Regions from separate parts of the Homo sapiens genome. Here region 1 is linked to region 2. The links are chromatin loops, found by intact Hi-C in ENCODE. Cell type or tissue: B cell. All regions are shown on one strand. Region 1 has its middle 16 kb from the start of GNAZ. Region 2 holds the start of LOC124905170 (U7 small nuclear RNA).

What was found. Hi-C counts contacts between places; a loop is a spot of excess contacts. Peaks named below come from ENCODE experiments on the same cell type or tissue, not always from the same donor. Only the 100,000 strongest peaks of a DNase experiment are listed, where the experiment ranks them.
Region 1: it touches region 2 in a loop (1.9-fold over the local background); 4 of 110 quality-filtered maps call a loop at or near these places.

Annotation. Positions count from the first base shown.
Region 1 is chr22:23,051,998-23,056,997 of GRCh38, reverse strand. No RefSeq gene overlaps it. Among named protein-coding and RNA genes, the nearest start is that of GNAZ, 16 kb to the left of the region's middle. RefSeq lists enhancers at 2,359-2,408, 2,419-2,558. In B cell, no CTCF peak of the experiment used is centred here; a DNase peak (open chromatin) is centred at 2,291.
Region 2 is chr22:23,135,196-23,140,195 of GRCh38, reverse strand. RSPH14 (radial spoke head 14 homolog) reads left to right here. Exons shown (of 7, transcript NM_014433.3): 3 at 1,254-1,356. LOC124905170 (U7 small nuclear RNA) reads left to right here and starts at 2,332; the gene lies at 2,332-2,391. RefSeq lists enhancers at 1,267-1,356, 1,907-2,046. In B cell, no CTCF peak of the experiment used is centred here; DNase peaks (open chromatin) are centred at 2,115 and 3,109; H3K4me3 peaks cover 355 bases; H3K27ac peaks cover 2,304 bases.

The DNA.
Region 1 (5,000 bases), 83 kb after region 2:
TTATACAGCATGACCAGCTGGGATTTACCCCAGGAATGCAAGGTTGGTTTAGCATATGAAAATCAATTAATGTAATATAAGATATAGGTAGAATAAAGGACAAAAGTCACATAATCATCTTAATAGATGCAGAAAAAGCATTCCACAAAGTTCAACACCCATTCATGATGAAAAACAAACTCTCAGAAAACTAGGAAAAGAGGGTAGTTTCCTCAACATAATAAAGAACATCTGCAAAAACTCAGCTGACATTATATTTAATAGCAAAACCTGATTGCTTTCCCCTGATATCAGAAACAAGACCTCTCTATACAGCATTGTACTGGAGGTTCTAGTTAGGCAGTTAGGCAAGAAAAAGAAAGAGCATACAGATTGCAAATAAATAAAGGTAAATTCTGTATTCACAGATTACATGATTTTGTATAAGAAAACTCCCAAGGAAGTACACTTAAAAATGATTAGAACTAATGAATAAGTTCAACATGGTTGCAGGATACAAAATCAATATACAAAAATTAATTGTATTCCCAAATACTAGCAATGAACCATCCAAAAACAAAATTGAGAAAACAGTTTCATTTACAATAACATCAAAAAGAATAAAATACTCAGAAATAAATTTAGCAAAAGGAGTGTGAGATTTGTACACTGAAAACAAAATAGTGTTGAAAGATGTTGAAGACTTAAATATATGGAAAGACATCCCATGTTCATGGATTAGAAGACTTAATATTATCAACATGGCAATAAACATCTTCATGCAGCTCAAATTCTACATATCAGAAATGAGTTCATCTTTTCCCCATACCTGCACTTACTCTTCATTCACCTTCATTGAATGAAGCAGGTGCCCCCTTCATTCACCTGCTCCAGCCAGAGAGTCATCCCTGGCCCCTCCCTCCAAAGGTCTCCACCTCTTTACCTCTCTGCCACCAACTTGCCTGCTTTGCTCTAGCAGTGTCCTGGTGGGTGTTCCTGTCTCACTTTTATCTTCCCAGCAGCAGGAAGCAAATCTGATCCTATCACTTCCTTGCCTACACTTCCAGGGACGTAGGCCCCCAAAGCATACAAGGCCTGCTGGTCAGGCTTCCGACTCCCTCCCTCCCACTGTTCTCCATGCACATGCCGTATCTCAGCATCCTCAAACATACCTTGTACTCTTGCTGCATGTCTTCTCACACATGTCCCTTCTGTTATCCATCCAACTGATTCCCTCTTTCCCTGACTCTGAGGCTAGATGGAGGTTTCTGCTGGATTCTCTTGCAGTGCACACACTGCATCCTGTGAAACGTGGCTAATTCTTGTCCCTCCACAAGGGTGGTTCTGTGGCTTGAATATGATAATGCACTTACCCTGGGCTTGCCTGAAGACAGCAGGACACATGAAATGCTGGCTATTGCTGTGATTGCTTATTTTCCACCATACACCATATACTCCAGAGAGAAGTTCCCCTGTGCTTTGTTCACGGTTATTTTCTTCGAGCTCGACATGGTGGCTGGCACATATTAGACACTCAAAAGTGTCAGCTGAAGGATTAGAGAAAGGATGAGGGCTGGTCATGTGAATATACCTTCAGAGCGTGATTCTCATGATGAAATAACTTCAAGGCACCTGGAACTTTTCCTAAAGACACAAATCATTTATTTTGGACTGGGAAGAAGAAAAGTGAAGGAGAGGTTTAGGGAACCCCTATGGAAACACGGCTGAGGAGTGTCCTCTATCTGATAGCTCAAGTGGATCTAACCTAGGGGGCCAACTCCCAAGAATGTCACGATGCCAGGCAGGCTGTGAGTGTGACTGGGGAGAGCTGGCCTGGAGGGAGTTTCTTCTTAATCTGCCCTCAAGGGATGCAGCACAGCAGAAGCTAAACAGAGTTGAGTGGTGGGGAGGCCTGTTCTATTAAAGCAGAGCCTGCCTCAGTCCCACTGAGGTTCAGGCAGGGGCCAAAGCTTCCATCCCTGGCACCTGTTTCCCCATGGCCTGTGTGGTCATCAGTGCTGGAGAGCACCTACAGGTGAGATTCCCTTGCAGGGGTGGGGTGGGGCTTCCACAACTCGGCATCTTGGCCAGCAGGGACATACCTTGGAAAATAAGGAGAGAACCAAGCAATGGAAGTTGGGTACATGAAAGAATTGGTGACAGTGAAGTAAACACAAGCAAAAATTCCAAATATATATAGAGATGAAAAGCCAAAATTAAATTTAAAGTGAAAGTGTTTATGCAGTGCAGCCATTTGGAGAAAATGACTCATTTTGTAAAGGAACAGATGTTCTCATTTGCATACTTTCTGTAATGGCGAATGGACTTTGCTCTGTCCTGCCACACGGCATGTGTGTGCTGCTGCTGGTAGCCCTTGATGCATGACACCAAGGGAACATTTTTATTAATGTAATCCTTGGTCCCAGGCCCATGGGTCTCCCAGTAGGAAACGCTTTGTCCCTGTTCATGATGATCCTGGAGAAGCAGCAGCTCTGCCTCCTCCTGGACGGCCCCAGCCCAGCTGCTTCAGGCAAAGTAGATGACGCCAAGGACCTTGAGCATGATCAGGATGATCCCACTGATGCCCACAACTCTCCTCCAGTAGGGATTGTCTGACATGTTGCCCCACTCTGTACCTTCCGTCTTCTCAGCAACCTCTACTTTCTCAGTTGCCTCTCCCAGGGCCAGCGCCTTTGCACTTTGCAACGTGTCACCATGCTCTACCTCCTCTGTTGCCTTTGCTGGGGCCACTTTGGGGCCCTCCTGACTCCAGTCCACAGAACATGTCCCAGATCATCCAGGTGCAGCTCTTGGTCTCCTTGCCTACATCTAGAACAGAGGGAATAGGCAAAGGTCAGGAGGCAGGCAGGCCATGGCACAGGAGGGAAGCCTGTGTAGGGACTCACAACATCTCAGCCTCCACGAGTCCAGTGTGAAGACCCATGGGCTTACTCTTAATAAGAAAGAACTGACCTTAGCATGCCCAGATCCCTGTAACTGGCCGGCGGAGGTGGTGTTACAAGAACTTGACCCTCCCTGGGGTGCTGCAGTAATTGCTCACCCTTCTCTGTCCCTATGGGTCTAGGGCAGATGGTCCCTGATCCTCTGAACATTTCACCTCTACGCTCCAAACACCGCTCTTTGGAGGACAGAGGAAGCCCTTTGAGTCATGGAAATAGGCACCATTCTCTTTGGCAATCTCTTGGGGAGTGTCTTCTCGAGGCAACTCCCAGTTTCACTGCACTTGGCCCACAGTAAGGCTGTCCTGGGGCCCTTGAAGGCACATTTTTGGTGCTGTCCAGGAGGAGAGCCTAGAAATCACAGGGAGGTTGCCATTCACTTCTCTAGGCCAAACTAGGGGAAACACCTAACTGAGGGGCTTGAACATCACCCAGATGTCCATGCAGCGCTGGCCTGTCCCCTGAGGCCTGCTTACCTGGCTTAGTACCATGGTCAGCTCCTGGGAATCATTCCCTCCTGGAAGATGAGACGACCCTGTGTTCATTCAGATCAGGCTCCCAGCAGTGTGCATTGTGACGTCTTCTGGGTGTCATCCTGCTGGGCAGCCTCCATGCCAGTGTCTCCTGTGTTCCCACCCCTGCAGCAGAGGCTGAGGAGGAAGCAGAAATGAAGGAACTCATCAGACAGGGACAGAGGAGCCTCTGTTACAAGGGGAGGGGCAGGAACACAGATAGCCTATGCTGGGACTGAGAAGTCCTGAGGACCACATCCTTGCCTCTATTCTCAAATGCCCATTAATTATACCATTATCAGCCTCTGGGACCGAAGAGGTGTGGGAGCCAGTCTGGAAAAAGCAGCTGGTCATTCAACCCCACAGCCCAAAGGCACAAATGCCATCCCACACAGCAGTTAAATGAAGTTTAACCTAAAGTTGCCTCCTTACATATTTTAACGTTGTCTTAAAAGTTTCTCTACATAATGAACTATAACCTAAATGGAGGTGTAAACAGACTGTAACCTACTCTTGTGCCAACCACTGAGTTTTGTCCAGTTAAAGGGGGCCAATTGTTCAAACCATGTTCAAATAAGGCAAATGCTAGGCTGTACCCAACCTGGCCATTTCTTTACCTCACTTTTGTTTTCTGTATGCCACTTTCTTTTTTCTGTCCATAAATCTTCTTCCACCATGTGGTTGTACTGGAGTCTCCCTGAGCCTATTCTGGCTCAGGAGGCTGCCTGATTCATGAATTGTTCTTTGCTCAATTAAACTCTGTTAAATTTAATTTGTTTTTAATTTATTTTTAATTTTTTTATTTCCATAGGTTATTGGGGAACAGGTGGTGTTTGGTTATATGAGTAAGTTCTTTAGCGATGATTTGTGAGATTTTAGTGCACCCATCACCTGAGCAGTATACACTGCACTCAATTTGTAGTCTTTTTTCCCTCATCCCCTTCCCACCCTTTCCCGCAGAATCCCCAAAGTCCATTGTGTCATTCTTATGCCTTTGCATCCTCATAGTTTAGCTCCACTTATGAGTGAGAACATACAATTTTGGTTTTCCATTCCTGAGTTACTTCACTTAGAATAGCAGTCTCCATTCTCATCCATGTTGCTGCGAATGCCATTAATTCATTCCTTTTTTATGGCTGAGTAGTATTGCATTGTATGTATAAACCACAGTTTCTTTATCCACTCATTGATGGGCATTTGGGTTGGTTCCACATTTTTGCAGTTGCGAATTGTGCTGCTATAAACATGCATGTGCAAATATCTTTTTTGTATAATGGCTGATTTTTCTCTGGGTACATACCCAGTAGTGGGATTGCTGGATCAAATGGTAGTTCTACTTTTAGTTCTTTAAGGAATCTCCACACTGTTTTCCATAGTGGCTGTACTAGTTTACATTCCCACCAGCAGTGTAGAAGTGTTCCCTGTTCACTGCATCCACACCAACATATATTATTTTTTGATTTTTTTTATTACAGCCATTCTTGCAGGAGTAAGGTGGTATCACATTGTGGTTTTGATTTTCATTTCCCTGATCATAGTGATGTTGAGC
Region 2 (5,000 bases):
ATGACTGGGGTCCTAGCATGGCTTCAGGCACTGGGTAGAACTTCAGTAATAAGGGTTGCTATTGTTTGAGCCTGACTCCAGGCCAGTTCCACTATAGGTGCGGTGCCCGGGTTCTTTTTAAAAAATGTTTATTTATTGAGGGAGGGTCTTGCCATCTCCCAGACTAGAGTGCAGTGGCAGAATCATAGCTCACTGTAACCTTGAAATCTTGGGGTCAAGAGATCCTCCTGCTTCAGCTTCCTGAGTAACTAGGACTACAAGTACCACCATGGCTGACTAATTTCTTATTATTATTTTTTTATAAACAAGATCTTGCTGTGTTGCCCAGGCTGTTCTTGAACTCTTGGCCTCAATTGATTCTCCCAGGTCAGCCTCCAAAGTTTTGGGATTATATGTGTGAGCCATCACACCCAGCCTGGATTATCTTAATCCTTAGAAAGGCCACCTACAGGGGAGAGTCCATTCTCAACCCACAGATAAGAAAAGCATGGTTCAGAGAAGGATTGTAAGTCTAGGGTTGCCCAATAAATAAATAAAGCTAGATTTGTATTTATTTATTTATTTATTTATTTTTTGAGATGGCATCTCGCTCTCTTGCCCAGGCTGAAGTGCAATGGCACGATCTTGGCTCACTGAAACCTCCGCCTCTTGGGTTCAAGTGATTCTCCTGCCTCAGCCTCCTGAGTAGCTGGGACTACAGGCACCTGCCATCATGCCTGGCTAATATTTTGTATTTTTGTAGAGATGGGGTTTCACCATGTTGGCCAGGCTGGTCTTGAACTCCTGATCTCAGGTGATCCGCTTGCCTTGGCCTCCCAAAGTGCTGGGATTACAGGCGTAAGCCACCATACCTGGCCAAAGCTGGATTTTTATTTGCTAAATCTGGCATCCGTAGGTGTAACCCACTCAAAGTCATATGACTAGTTTGACACAGGGTTATAATTTGACCCCATATCTCTCCTGAGGTCAAAGAAATGGCAAAGGCCATTTTCTTAACCTCATGACAGACTTTGTGAGAAGTCACTGGTAGGAAGTGTGCAGGGAGAATCACAAGGAGGGTTGGATGAGACATGAGCCTCTTCAGTGACTCTGAAATGCTGCATAACCAACATGATTCCCCAGTGCCCCAAAGCAGCAGAAACTCTGGTACATTCCTGCCCCAACTGGCCCACTTATTGACTTCTGGGTTGGTTGGTTTCTGAGACTGGCAAAAATTCAAGGGTTGGTTTGTTTGTTTTTTTTTTTTTTTCTAGGCTGTATGGAGAACCTGAAAGCTTTGCTGAAGGATAGCAACAGTATGGTGCGCATAAAGACCACCGAGGTGCTCCACATCACGGCAAGCCATAGCGTGGGCAGGTGGGATGCTGTTCTGGAAACCAGTGTGACGCTTGCGAGCCGCACTTCTCCCCTGGGTGGATGCACTTGAGCTGCTTAGAGTGCTCTGGAGTGTTGTCTGCCGCATCAGTTTTTGCAGGGGCTTCTATTTAGCCAGAGCAGGACTCTTTGTGGGGTGGTTTTGGTTGCCTCTGTGTGGATCTTATGGGGCCCTCTGTTCCAGACTGATTTTTATTTATTTTATGTTAGTTCCAAGCTCTGAGCGCTCTCTCTCTCTCTCTTTCTTTTCTTTCTTTTTTGAGACAGTCTCTCACTCTGTCACCCAGGCTGGAGTACGGTGACACGATCTCAGCTCACTGCAGCCCCTGCCTCTTTGGGTTCAAGCAATTCTTGTGCCTCAGCCTCCTGAGTAGCTGGGACTACAGGCATGTGTCATCACGCTCAGCTAATTTTTGTATTTTTAGTAGAGACTGGTTTCACCACGTTGGCCAGCCTGGTTTCAAATTCCTGGCCTCAAGTGATCTGCCTGCCTCGGCCTCCTAAAATGCTGGGATTACAGGCATGAGCCACTGCACCTAGCTGAGCTTCCCACTTTCAAGGTGGGAAGAAAGTTCAGATCTTACTTCTGCAACAATTTTGCCACTTCTTAGCTTTTTACAGAGAGCCCAGTTCCCCAACCCAGATCCCCACAGGGGCTGTGGCTTTGGCTCCTGTCCCTGTGAGGGTGTTAAAATAACATCCTCAAAGTGAGTATCTGGTCTGGTGGCCTCACTTCCTGTTCATGATGGCTGAGTTCTTGGTTTCTGGCACCTGGAAGTGTCCTTTTCCTGTGTAAGCACAGCTTCACTTTTTACACTTAAAAAAAATTTTATAGAGTATTTTAGTTAGGTGTTGGGGCAACAGGGTGAGGGTGGTTGGAGGTGCTTTCCCACATCAGCTGGGTTCACCCTCTTGACTGGCGATCAGTAGTTTTACTTTGTATTAGAAACAAAACCCCAGTGTTACAGCTCTTTTAGAATTTTTCTAGCAGGTTTTCCAGTTTTCACTGGAACCTCTCCCCACCAGCCCCCGTCCCCACCCCCCAAAAAAACAGAACCCCACATCACAAACACCCCCAAGCCCTGGCCCAGGTCTTTCGGATAAAGGGGGCCACTGCCCAGTGTGCACAGGCCCAGAAGGAAGAAAAGACAAGAAAGGCAAGGTGCTGACTGCCTTGGGGGTTGTTTGGTGTAAACAGGCAGCCATTCAGAGAGGCTTCAAATCGGTTCAGGATTTGAAGGGAAAAAAAACAGCAGGAAAGGTGACTTGACTCCTGTGTGCCCCTAACCTTTACTTAGAGCCCATCAAGCTCTAAGTAGCTGCCCTGAACTGCCCAGGTTGAAACTCTTCTGCCTCTTCTACCCACAGAAGTAGTGACAGGAAGGGGGAATGAGGATAGCAGCCCTGGGCTTGGCATCTTGTCACCTTGAGGAGTTAATTTGCATGACACCCCACGGACAAGAGAGCTTCCTGGCAGCCTGTTCCCTGCCCTCTTGCTTGCCTCTGGTGAGGAGGCACACAGGCCAACATGGTGAAACCAGTCTCTACTAAAAATACAAAAATTAGCTGAGCATGATGACACATGCCTGTAGTCCCAGCTACTCAGGAGGCTGAGGCACAAGAATTGCTTGAACCCAGAGAGGCAGAGGCTGCAGGGCATCTCATAAAACCCAAAGTCACTCAGCCCTGCTAGTCCCCAAGCTCTCGCTGCCTTGGTGGCTGATCCTGTGTGCAGCCCCGGCCCTGTGTGAACCGTGCATGTGTGTGTGGAGGTGGTGCCATGGCTAGCACCCTAATTCACATGCTTTGTACCAAGAAGGGCAGGCTGGCACTGCAGACAGACCAGTGAAGTAGGGACACAAGCCCCAGCCTTTTGGGGGGCCCACTCTTTCCTGCTCTGTGATCTGGGCAACAATCCTAATCCCAGCCTCACTCTGCAGATCTTAGATGACCCAGGCAAGGTGCTTTAAAAGGTTAGGGGCACACAGGAGTCAAGTCACCTTTCTTGCTGGTTTTTCCTCCCTACTTTTCTGGACCTGATGTGGACATTAGGTAGTAATCCCCAGTTAGGGGGGACAGATGCTGAGAGGACAGGTCCCTGAAGCCTGAGCAATTATCAGGTTAGTGCAAAAGTAATTGCAGTTTTGCAATTAAAAGTAGTGGTAAAAACCGCAATTACTTTTGCATCAACCTACTTATAATGAATGGTAGTAAGGATTTGTTTAGCAGCACCTAGAGTGCCTAAGCCAGGGGTCCTGGCTGTGCCCACATTAGCAAGGCAGGAAGACATGGTGAAGTGACCATCCCTGACCAGGGACCTGATAATGGCCTGGCCCGTGCACTCCTTCAGCGTTCTCAGAAATGTGGCCAACTTCTAAATTTCCCTTGAGGTCAGTGGTGATCTTATAACCAATGTCAATAGCTTTCAGAGCCCATCAAGCTCTAAGTAGCTGCCCTGAACTGCCCAGGTTGAAACTCTTCTGCCTCTTCTACCCACAGAAGTAGTGACAGGAAGGGGGAATGAGGATAGCAGCCCTGGGCTTGGCATCTTGTCACCTTGAGGAGTTAATTTGCATGACATCCCACGGACAAGAGAGCTTCCTGGCAGCCTGTTCCCTGCCCTCTTGCTTGCCTCTGGTGAGGAGGCACACAGGCAAACACAACTGACTATCAAAGCATGAGAGACATGGAGTGGGTGACTAGACACGGACCAAGGAAGCCCCCGTGGTCAGGGAAGACCCCTGCAACTTGTGTGTCCAACGGTGACTTTCTTTTTCCAGACGATTCAAAACACACCATAAGTGAAAATAAATAAATAAATAAAATAAATAAAATTTATTTTTATTTATAATAAATGCCGCAGTGGCACAGCTGGTTGGGCACTTCCTGTGGGCACTTGGCTGAGGGGTTTGCACATGCATTCTCATTCATTCCTGAACCCAGCCCTCAGAGACGTGACCTCAGAAGGCCTCTTTCAGATGCATTCAGGCCCAGCAGTCAGTTGGTTAATCAAAAGAAATGATTACAAAGCAAGGAACTGAAGAAATGGTTTCCTTTAAATGGTTCATTTTAACCCAAAACACAAATGATAAGGCATTCATCAATCCCCATGTGGGACCCAGGCTTTTTGTCGGATATGAGACCACTGGTTGGTGTTTCCTATCATATTTTTTTTGCTTAAACCATACTCATAACATCGTCTGATTTGCAGCTTTGGTTTTTTTAAAGTAGAGCAAGAACTCAAAGACATTAATGAAATAACCTGTATGCAAAACCCTTCTAGAATCTTTTTATTTATTAATTTATATTTATTTATTTATTTACTTATTTGAGACAGAGTCTCGCTCTGTCACCCAGGCTGGAGCGCAGTTGTGCGTTCTTGGCTCACTGCAAGCTCCACCTCCCGGGTTCACACCATTCTCCTGCCTCAGCCTCCAAAGTAGCTGGGACTACAGGCGCCCGCCACCACACCCAGCTAATTTTTTTTTTTTTTTTTTTTTTTTTGTATTTTTAGTACAGGCGGGGTTTCACTGTGTTAGCCAGGATGGTCTCGATCTCCTGACCTAGTGATCCGCCCACCTTGGCCTTCCAAAGTGCTGGGATTACAGGCGTGAGCCACCGCGCCT